3 separate regions of the Homo sapiens genome follow, and regions 1 and 2 are each linked to region 3. Evidence: chromatin contacts called from ENCODE Hi-C or POLR2A ChIA-PET data. All regions are on one chromosome and are shown on one strand. Each heading gives the region's core, a stretch centred on a gene start or an enhancer-like site at or near the end of the contact. The rest is flanking DNA. Distances are from core to core; before and after follow the strand shown. Region 1 holds the start of ERN1 (endoplasmic reticulum to nucleus signaling 1). Region 2 holds the start of CDC42EP4 (CDC42 effector protein 4). Region 3 holds the start of PRKAR1A (protein kinase cAMP-dependent type I regulatory subunit alpha).

Region 1 (2,927 bases), core at 10-2,509, 4.4 Mb before region 3:
AAAATGCAAAACCTCCAAAGAGTTCACACGGTGGCTGGCACTCAGGCACACACATGTCAGTGCTCTACTGGGACACCTGGTACATGATATCCCTATTAAAGAGTACACAGTACCTTTAAAGAGGTCATTAAACAGAACACGGACAAATTTGCCACGCTCACATCCTGAACAATACATTTTGTGAAAAACATTCGCTAATTTAGGTTCTTCCAACCAGAAGAAAAAAAAAAGCCAAGTCTCCCACAAAGTGCCCCCAAATCCACAGCTGAGTGAAGGTCATAAAGAGTTAAATGAATGTAAACCAGGCCCTATCATTCGTCTCCTCCAGAAAAAGATGAAAAGACATTTCTGATGGCCCCAGGTGCTCTCCCACGAGGAGACAGTCTTTCATTTGAGGTTCTGAAGCGGCCTCACCTCGAACCCATGCGGGATCTTCCAAGAGTGCAATTCCCACAGCTCCACTTGCTCAAGGAAGTCTCGGTGCACAGAAGGAAGCCTGCAGCCTCCCAGTACCAAGAAACCGGCAGGGCAAGTGGCAGAAGCCAGCTCTCGGGTGAGAGTCCTTACTCCCTGTTGCATTCGTTCCCCAAAGTTTTCGAATTTTTAAAAAGTTCAAACAAGGATTCGAAGCGCAGGACAGACCCTTCCCCTGGATCCCAACGCCCTTTCGGCTCCTCCGCGGCCCCCGCCAGGCAGCGCCGGCGCCCGCCCGCGAGGAGGAGGGTCCCGCAGGTGGGCGGCCTCCTCAGGCCGGGGCCTTCTGGGACCCCCAAGTGCCGTGCAGGACGCCACGAAGTTGCGCCCGAGCCCGCGGGGTCCGGGGAGCCGCTGCCCGTGACAGCCGCGCTGGCTTGGGAGGCTCTTCGGGCGGCCGACGCCTCGGTGGGGCCGCGACTCCCGTCAGGGAAGCTCTCCCGGCCCGGTGCCGCCTCCTACGCCCGGCCCGAGCCTCCCACGGCTGGGCTCACGGGGCATCTGGCCGCCGCCGTCGCGCTCCCAGCTCGGACTCCAGCCCCGGCGCCGCGACGCTGCCCCGGCCCCGACCCGGCCGTCGCGAGCTGTCCTCCACCCCACGCTCCCCGGTCACTCACCCCGAGGCCGGGCAGCAGCAGCGTCAGCAGCAGCAGCAGCCGCCGGGCCGGCATGGCGAGGACTCGGCCCTGGCTCCGGGGGCGGTACGGACAGAGGACGGGGCGGGGGCGCCGCGACGACAGCGAGGCGGTGACCGAGCCTCAGCGGACGCAGAACTGACTAGGCAGCGGCGGCACCCCCATTCCCGGCCCTATAAGCGCTGGGTGCCGCGGCTTCTTCCGGTCGGGGCGGAGTTGCGGGCGGGGACGGGGCGGGGCCAATCTAGGGGCGTGTTCGGGGCGGAGATGGGGGCGGGCCGAGGGCGTGCCCCGGGCGGGGATGTGGGAGGGGCTGGCTCGGGGCGGGGCCGAAGGCGGTGCTGGCATCTGGCTGGCTTCGCTCATGAGGCGTCGGCGGCTGTAAAGGACCAGGCCTCGGCATCCAGCGTCTGGGGGCGCTGGGGGATCGAGGCGCGAAGCTTGTCTGTGGCTGGGAAAGACCGGCAATGCCCCACCAGGCCGTCCCATTAACCCTGCCGAGGGACCTGCCGCGTCAGACTTCATCGGGGAAAAGGGCGGGACACGGGCGGTCCCGGGTGCCTAGAAGCCTCCTTTTCGTCTTTCCGCCGTGGTGGAATCATCCGCAAGGTTTACCGAGGCGACCTCCGGAGCGAAGGTTTCAGCAGCTACCGGAGGCTTCCAGCAAACACGGCGCAGCTGCCCCGCGCGGCAGTCGCAGTGTTCACAGCCCTAGGGTTCTCCAGCTGTGCCTCGTCTTCTCTGGGGCCCCTTTCTTCCTTTTCCTTGCCCTCAGGAATTCCCCTCAAGTCATATCCACCAGCCATCACTTCCGCTTGGAATGAACCACGGCCAAGTCACTCACCAAAAATTATAAGGAGGAAACCATTTCGGCCACTTGTGTCACGTGCGTTGATGTGACACGTGTGGATGTGAAGTTTGAGATGGTCTGCGTCACAACTCGTTGGAGGGAGTGGGTGGGTTGAGGCCTCCTGCAAGGTCTATGTGAGGGTGTGGAGTACTAATTAGAGTTAAAGAGCTCGGCAGCTGTTTGGTCACTGGCACTGGCCTCCACTGAGAGGGACATGGGTAGGGAGGACACGTCTTTTGCAAGGAAAGACAGTAAACTGAGATTTGGAGCCCAGGGAAAGGTATCTAACTTATCCTAGGAGAAAAAGAAAACGGCTATGAAATTCTCTAATTTTTCCTGACTTGCTTATATGAGAGCCTAAGATTTTTCAGGTTTGAAGGAAAAGAATAAGCACTCCTAGACAAAACAACAAAGTAGTAGTGGGGGACTGGCCAAATGTCCAGTCTGTGTGCATTGTGGTCAATCTTATCCAACTAAAACAGACCAAAATGACAGTAAGCCCAAATCCTGCAAATAGAGCTCCCCATTCCTAACCCCCTAGGCCTGGATTACAGTGAAGGGACTAAGTCCTACCGCATGCTGGAGACTCCAACACATCTCTGTAAGAGTGGGAAGAATCTTGGCAACTGTGAAAACAGTAGAGACATTTTGAAAAGTGTTACCTGAATGTCTAAATGCAAACAGAGGTTTGGGATTGGCAGAGAGATGTACTGAGAGGCCCAGCACTCCTGAGCAGTATAGCCGGGCTTCCAGGGAGGCCTACAGCCCTGAAACTGGGAGGAGCTCTTTATTTCTTGACCTTTTATCTTTTCTTTTTAGAGATGAGGTCTCACGGTGTTGCCCAGGCTGCTCTCAAACTCCTGGGCTCAAGAGATCCTCCCCAGTAGCTGGGACTTCAGGTGTGCCCCACGACACCTGGCTTGGGAGGACCTCTTTAGTGATTACCTGTCCAGTTTGCCAGCTGACAA
Region 2 (2,936 bases), core at 76-2,575, 4.8 Mb after region 3:
GAGGCCGCAGTCACTGGGAAAACACAGGGAACCTGGTTTGAGTTAGCAGCGAGCACCCCTCCCCCAGTCACACACACACACACACACACACACACACACACACACACACACACACACACGCACTTCAGTCCTCTCCCAGGAAGCTGGCTCAGCCTCAGCCCCGGCTCCCGCCCAGCTCTCCAGCCCTCCCGGCCGGGGCACTCACCGGCTGACGGGATCCCCGCGGGCAGGATGGCTCCTGGGGGACGCGCCGGGGGCAGGGGGCAGTTTTGTAACCCCGGCTGGGGGCGCTCCGGAGAGGGGGCGGGGCCAGGGACGGCCGATCCGCGCGCACCCGCCCCAAGCGGGCGATTAAATCATTAACCGACCGCTCCCGCCTGCGATCCCGCTGAGCGCGCTGAGCTCGGGGCGCACTAGCCCAGGAGCGGCCGTCTCCCCGGCTCCAAGGGGGCGGGTGGCTCGACTGCCCTCCCCCCGCACCCCGCCAGGAGGCGCCTCGGCCTCCCGGGCTTCCGAGGGAGCGGGCGGGGCGGGAGCCTGGCGGGGGAGGGAAGGGTTCGCGGGGCGGGAGTAGGGGAAAGGAGGACCATTTGTTCCTTCGGCCATTCCCTTCCAGACAGCTCCTTCCCTCTGGCTTCCCGGCCGGGTGACATTGGGTGGCGTGTGCTGCAGTGTGTGTACGAGAGCGAGATGTGTACACGCCTCTGCCCGTACAGGCGGAGAATTCGGTTCTTATTCATGGAGAACTCCGGGCGCACACACGCCCCCCTCGCGGAGATCGCGGGCCGCGCGCCGCCGATTGCTGCGCTCCTGCCCACACCGACACACACCCCATTCCTGGGAAGGGGGAGGCCCTTTAAAACCGGCCCCCAACCCCCTCAGCGGCACCCTTGGCCAGGGCCGGGAGTTCCAGCGTGGAGAGAGGAAATGGAGTCCCGGCAACGCTGCGCCCGGCTCCCTGCCACCTCCTCCTCCACACATCCCGCTCTGCCAGGACACTAGGTGCGCAGCTTAGGGTCCCAGGCACCGCGGTGGGCGCGGTGAAAAGCGCGAGCGCCGAGAAGTGGGGGCTCCGCGCCCTTCTCCCCGCGCCGCGGCCTCGCATCCCCAGCTTCGATCCTCTCTGCCCCACAGGGGGACTCGAGACCCCCAAGCCCACCCAGGGCACCCAGCGCGAAGGCGGCTACCACAGACAGAGGCGGTTGCCCGTCGCCTACCTCGGTCCCCGGAGACCCGAGCTCTGGGCCGGCTGCGCTGTCCCCTTCGTGGGCTCCGCGCGGCGGAGGGGCTGGCGGCCCCTGTCAGCGCCGGCGTTTGTTTCCCTCTGGCTCTCGGGCTTTCAGGGCTGGGAGCCTCCAGGACACTCCCCTTCCAGGCTCCGCCCGCGCCCGCCCCGCGCAACCCTCCCCGCGCACCCCTCTGCGCTGATGTCACGGCGCCGCAGCAGCCAATGGCCGTCGGGAACCTCTGCCCGACTGCTCGGCCTCCTCGGTTCAAACTGAAAGCCTGAGACTTTCCCAACTCCGTATGGGGCAGCCTGGGCCCGCCCGGCTTCCGGGAGACACTCCCGCCCCAGCCTGCGCTCCGGCCGCGAACCCCCACTGGGGCCCCCAGGGCCAGGGGCGCGTCTCCCTCCGGGGGCCTGGCGCGAGGCTCTTTTGAGGCTCTTCCCCATTCGAGCCGGGGCAAGAAACCAAGAACTCCAGCCCGGGTGGCGTTCCTCGTTCCTGCTCCCTCCCGGACCTGCTAACCACCTGGCTGCAGTACTGTCGGGAGATGGGGCAGGAGGGCTGGCGCCACCAGCTTCGTGGGTGCCATCCCAGACTCTCGCTGTAAACGAGGGAGCGGGGAGGAGCCGGCCAGCCCCGAGGCCAGGCTTGGACTGGGCGTCAGAAATGTTTCTACAGGGTGACAGCCCTTGAGCTCCCCGCATCCCCGTCTGTGCCTTTGCCTCCTAAGTATCAGCTGAGGCTAAATTTGCACCAGGTGAACGTCAAGGAGGATCAACTCCTGAGTCCCAGAGCCTGAATCCAAGTCCCAGGCCTTGGACTCTATTCTTTTTAGAGGAATAGTTTCAGTTGAAATGATCATTATCAAGGTAGAATGCCAGCTGCGAAGTAGTCAACTAAAGTGGACAAGGCGCAAAGTGAAAAGTTCCCTTGCCTCTAGCTGAACCCCACCCTCGGTTTTTAAAGGAAGTGAGGGTGAAGGCCCCAGACTTTCCCCATGGCTGCGAGGTCCCTAAGCCCTCAGGAACATTCTGCTTTCTGGGGACAGCACATTTCCGTTTCCCTCTGCAGTGCGACAGCAACCAGCTCTTGAGAGCTAATGGTTTGGCCACTCCATCCTGCTGTGAAAATTAAGTTCTGGGCTGGGCGCAGTGGCTCATGCCTGTAATCCTAGCATTTTGGGAGGCCAAGGCAGGTGGGGGGTCACTTGAGGTCAGAAGTTTGAGACCAGCCTGGCCAACATGGCGAAACCCCATCTCTACCAAAAATACAAAAATTAGTCGGGCATGGTGGTGGGCGCCTGTAATCCCAGCTACCCAGGAGGCTGAGGCGGGACAATCGCTTGAACCTGGGAGGTGGAGGTTGCAGTGAGCCGAGATCGCGCTATTGCACTCTAGCCTGGGTGACAGAGGTAGACTCCATCTCAAAAAAAAAAATAAATGAATAATAAGTAAAATCAAATTCTGAACTGGACATCTGGAGGGAAAGGTAGGGTTTGGAGCCACTTGGGAGGCAGACACTGTGGATTCAAACCCTGGCGGGGTTATCATGGATGTAAACCAAAAAGTGACTAAGGCAGATCTCAATCAAATAGAGGTTTAGTTAGCCAAGGTTGAGGATCCACCGGGGAAAAATCACCTTTTTTCCAAAAAGGTTTTGGGAACTTCTGTATTTAAAAGAGAAAAAGCAAGCAGGAAAGGAAAAGAA
Region 3 (2,972 bases), core at 95-2,594:
ACTTTTTTGTATTGTGTTGAGTTCATGATTTACTTTAAACATACAGCCCTTGAAGTATATACAATGTTACTACAACAGCTCCTGGACACTTGCATATGTGTGTATTTTGCTTTTTTGTATTGTGTTGAATCCATTATGAATTTTAAGCACACGGCCCTAGAAATATATACAATGCTACTAAAGCAGCCCCTAGCCAGACACTTGGACATGTTTCCTTGATGGGCCTTCTTTATTGAGTTACAGACTTGATGTGTCTAAAATTGTACCGTCTCCCTTTTCTTCCTCCTTAGACAGATACTCTGATGGAAAAAAAAAATGGCTGAAAGAGTAAAGTCGCTTTTCCTCCGAATTTTCCCCATTAGTGCAGCTTGTCTGGACAGCTGCGATTTCTTGTTGGGTCACAGGGCATTTTTGACAATCTGCACGCTCTGCACTTCTCCCTCTGTGAGGTCAGGAGTGATGGGGGGGCACTTCAGGTTCTAGAAGGACTCAGGCCTCCTCTTGGACCCTGACAAAGTCCTTTCCCGTGCCTGGTTTCCACAGGGACGGTGTTGCCTGCACAGACGACAGCACCCCCGGCGGGGGAGAGCGGCCCCAGCGGAGACTCGGCAGGGCTCAGGTTTCCTGGACCGGATGACTGACCTGAGCCCGGGGCCCGGGCGGCGCTGGCCGGGCACAGGATGCGCGGCCCGGAGAGCGCATCCCGGCCATCCGCCCGCGCTCGGCCCCGCAGCGCAGCTGCTGCAGATCCGCGGGGGCCGCCACCTCCTCCGGGGGCTGGCAGCGACAGGACTCTCCCCGCCCCGGCCCGGGGCCCTCCCTTGCAGGGGCTGCGGGGAGGAGTCGCCCACCTGTCATCTGAGACGCCCCACGTGGGTCGGCCAGGGAGGGGGTGGAAAGGAGGGAGAAAAGGCAGAGGCGTCAAGGGAGGCCGGAGGGAGAGTGGGGTGGACAGAGGAGCGGAGGGACGAGAGGGAAGCGCACGATAGCTGCGCGGAGAGAGAGCGAAGAGCAGGCGGAGGAACAAAGGCGACCCAAGACACCCAGAGAGGGACAGGTAAGGAGGGGCAGGTGAGCAGGAAGGAGGAGAGAACCGGGCTAGGGAGACTGCGGAAAGGAGAAGTGGCGGGCGTGAGGAAACTGCTGTGGATAAGGGACGAGTAAGATGGAAAGAATGGCGGAAGACGAACGACCGCAGAGTGAGGGTCCTTCCAAGAGCGACCAGGGGGGAGGAACTGGGGCTGTTGCGCCCTTAAGGTTGCTAAGGCGACGGTTCTGGCCAGAGCGAGGCGCATTGACGTCAGTAGCCGAACGCTGATTGGCTGCGGCCAGGCCGTTTCCGGTGGAGCTGTCGCCTAGCCGCTATCGCAGAGTGGAGCGGGGCTGGGAGCAAAGCGCTGAGGGAGCTCGGTACGCCGCCGCCTCGCACCCGCAGCCTCGCGCCCGCCGCCGCCCGTCCCCAGGTGAGTGGGGTCGGCCGGGGGCTCAGGCGAGGTGAGCTTCGTCGCTTCGCAGCCGGTTTGCGGGAGCTGGACCGATCCAAGATGGCGTCACGGGGAGCGACCTGCAGGGGGACGGCCGCACCCCCTGCCCCTCCCCGGCCCGGCGGGCGCCTCCCCGCAGGCCTCACGCCCCCGGCTCCGAGTCTGCATCCTCAAGGCCGTCTGGGCGTTGGCTTTGGTGCGGGGCTCCCCAGCCGCCCCGCTCGCGCTCGCTGCCCCCACCCCACGGCTCCTGGGGCCCTGGGCCCTCCGCGGCCCTCCCCGGCCGCCTTCGCCCCCGCGCGCCGCGGCCTCTTCGCTCACCCTCCCCCATTTCCTGAAGGACAACGGCTCTATTTTACTGGGGTCCGCCATCGTCTCGTCCGCCGGTCCTGGCTCTTCTTGTAAGCCGGTAGTTTTCCTCTCCACTTTTGACGACTCGTCATTGCTAGCAGTAGCCTTTCCTCTTCATAGCGGAGTGATCTTTCCCCCAACACGACGGTCTTAGTCGGGCTCCTGAATTTCCTCTTGTCCCCTTTCACCTCTCTCCCTTTCCCAATTTTGCCCCCCTGAGGCCTCCTCGCCACCACTGTGGCCTTCCGACTGGCGTAGCTTGAAGTCTCGGCTTCCCTTCATTTTGTGGTCATGACCGTGGCCTACGTGAAGTGAAGGGCATTTTCCTGCCCTTCTTCTAGAAAATACACGGTACCTATTAACCTCTTCAGCTCAGAGCCTGTGGTGACGACCGTCCTACTCCTTGAGAGATTCCCAAGAGATCCGTCTTTTTAGCAGAGCGAGGAAAGCAAACACTTACTCAAGATGACCCTAGGGGAGCCGTAACTTGGCTGGTCTAAGGGGGTGCGGTCTGAATCAGGAACAGTTTCTCAAAGTGTTTTTATTTATTTCCCAGAATGTAATCCTTTCGAAACAATTTTGTCACAACTGAATTTTCAAAAGAATGAATCTGAGTGTTTTGTTTTACATAGAGACAATGCAGCGAAAGTTTTAAAGCAGTTAAATAATTGTGTGTGGGGAGGGAAGGCTAGGTTGTTGGGCTTTACAAATAAGTACACATAGAGAATCCGGGTAACTCGATTAAAAATATTAAGACTGTGAAGTCTGGTTATTCAGGGATTTACATGGTGACTGCATTAATTTTGGTACATTTCTGTTCGTATACTGTCCTATTACCGGTGGCTATCTTTTTGGTTTTCGTAATACATTAGTTGTTTCAAACAAAAACACAGTTTCACTCCTTAGGCCCAGTTCTCTCATCTCTACCAGCCAAAGACCTGATCTTAGAATGATTGATCATTTGAATGTTCTTAAAATATGACAATGCTTTGAAGCATGAAAGATCTGATTTATGATTGTTCTTGGTGGCCTTTAAGTATTATTTGAAATGCAGACAATTCTACTGAAGTGGATCTTCAGTTCATATGATTGCCTGACCTGGAGAAGTGGCTTGTATAAATCTATCCTAAAGTAAAT

Evidence for each region. A loop is a pair of places that touch in the nucleus more often than their neighbours do. ChIA-PET counts read pairs that join two places held with the same protein, here RNA polymerase II (POLR2A). Pooled maps may share reads with other maps.
Region 1: a pooled map shows a loop between it and region 3 (2.1-fold over the local background). The contact joins the promoter of ERN1 here to the promoter of PRKAR1A in region 3. A Hi-C loop is called at or near these places in 1 of 50 pooled maps.
Region 2: a map of HCT116 shows a loop between it and region 3 (29-fold over the local background). The contact joins the promoter of CDC42EP4 here to the promoter of PRKAR1A in region 3. A Hi-C loop is called at or near these places in 1 of 168 maps with a recorded cell type or tissue (HCT116) and 6 of 50 pooled maps. POLR2A ChIA-PET finds 5 or more read pairs at or near these places in 1 of 52 experiments (GM12878).

What each region holds. Positions count from the first base shown.
Region 1 is chr17:64,128,885-64,131,811 of GRCh38, forward strand. ERN1 (endoplasmic reticulum to nucleus signaling 1) reads right to left here and starts at 1,260. Exons shown (of 22, transcript NM_001433.5): 1 at 1,092-1,260. The coding sequence starts at 1,145. RefSeq lists silencers at 771-1,220, 1,311-1,440 and enhancers at 1,861-2,060, 2,111-2,160.
Region 2 is chr17:73,310,676-73,313,611 of GRCh38, forward strand. It overlaps CDC42EP4 (CDC42 effector protein 4), which reads right to left and starts at 1,326. Exons shown (of 2, transcript NM_012121.5): 1 at 1,218-1,326. RefSeq lists silencers at 75-204, 215-764, 1,215-1,474, 1,545-1,704.
Region 3 is chr17:68,511,086-68,514,057 of GRCh38, forward strand. PRKAR1A (protein kinase cAMP-dependent type I regulatory subunit alpha) reads left to right here and starts at 1,345. Exons shown (of 11, transcript NM_002734.5): 1 at 1,345-1,463. RefSeq lists silencers at 526-885, 1,306-1,815 and enhancers at 819-1,392, 1,146-1,235.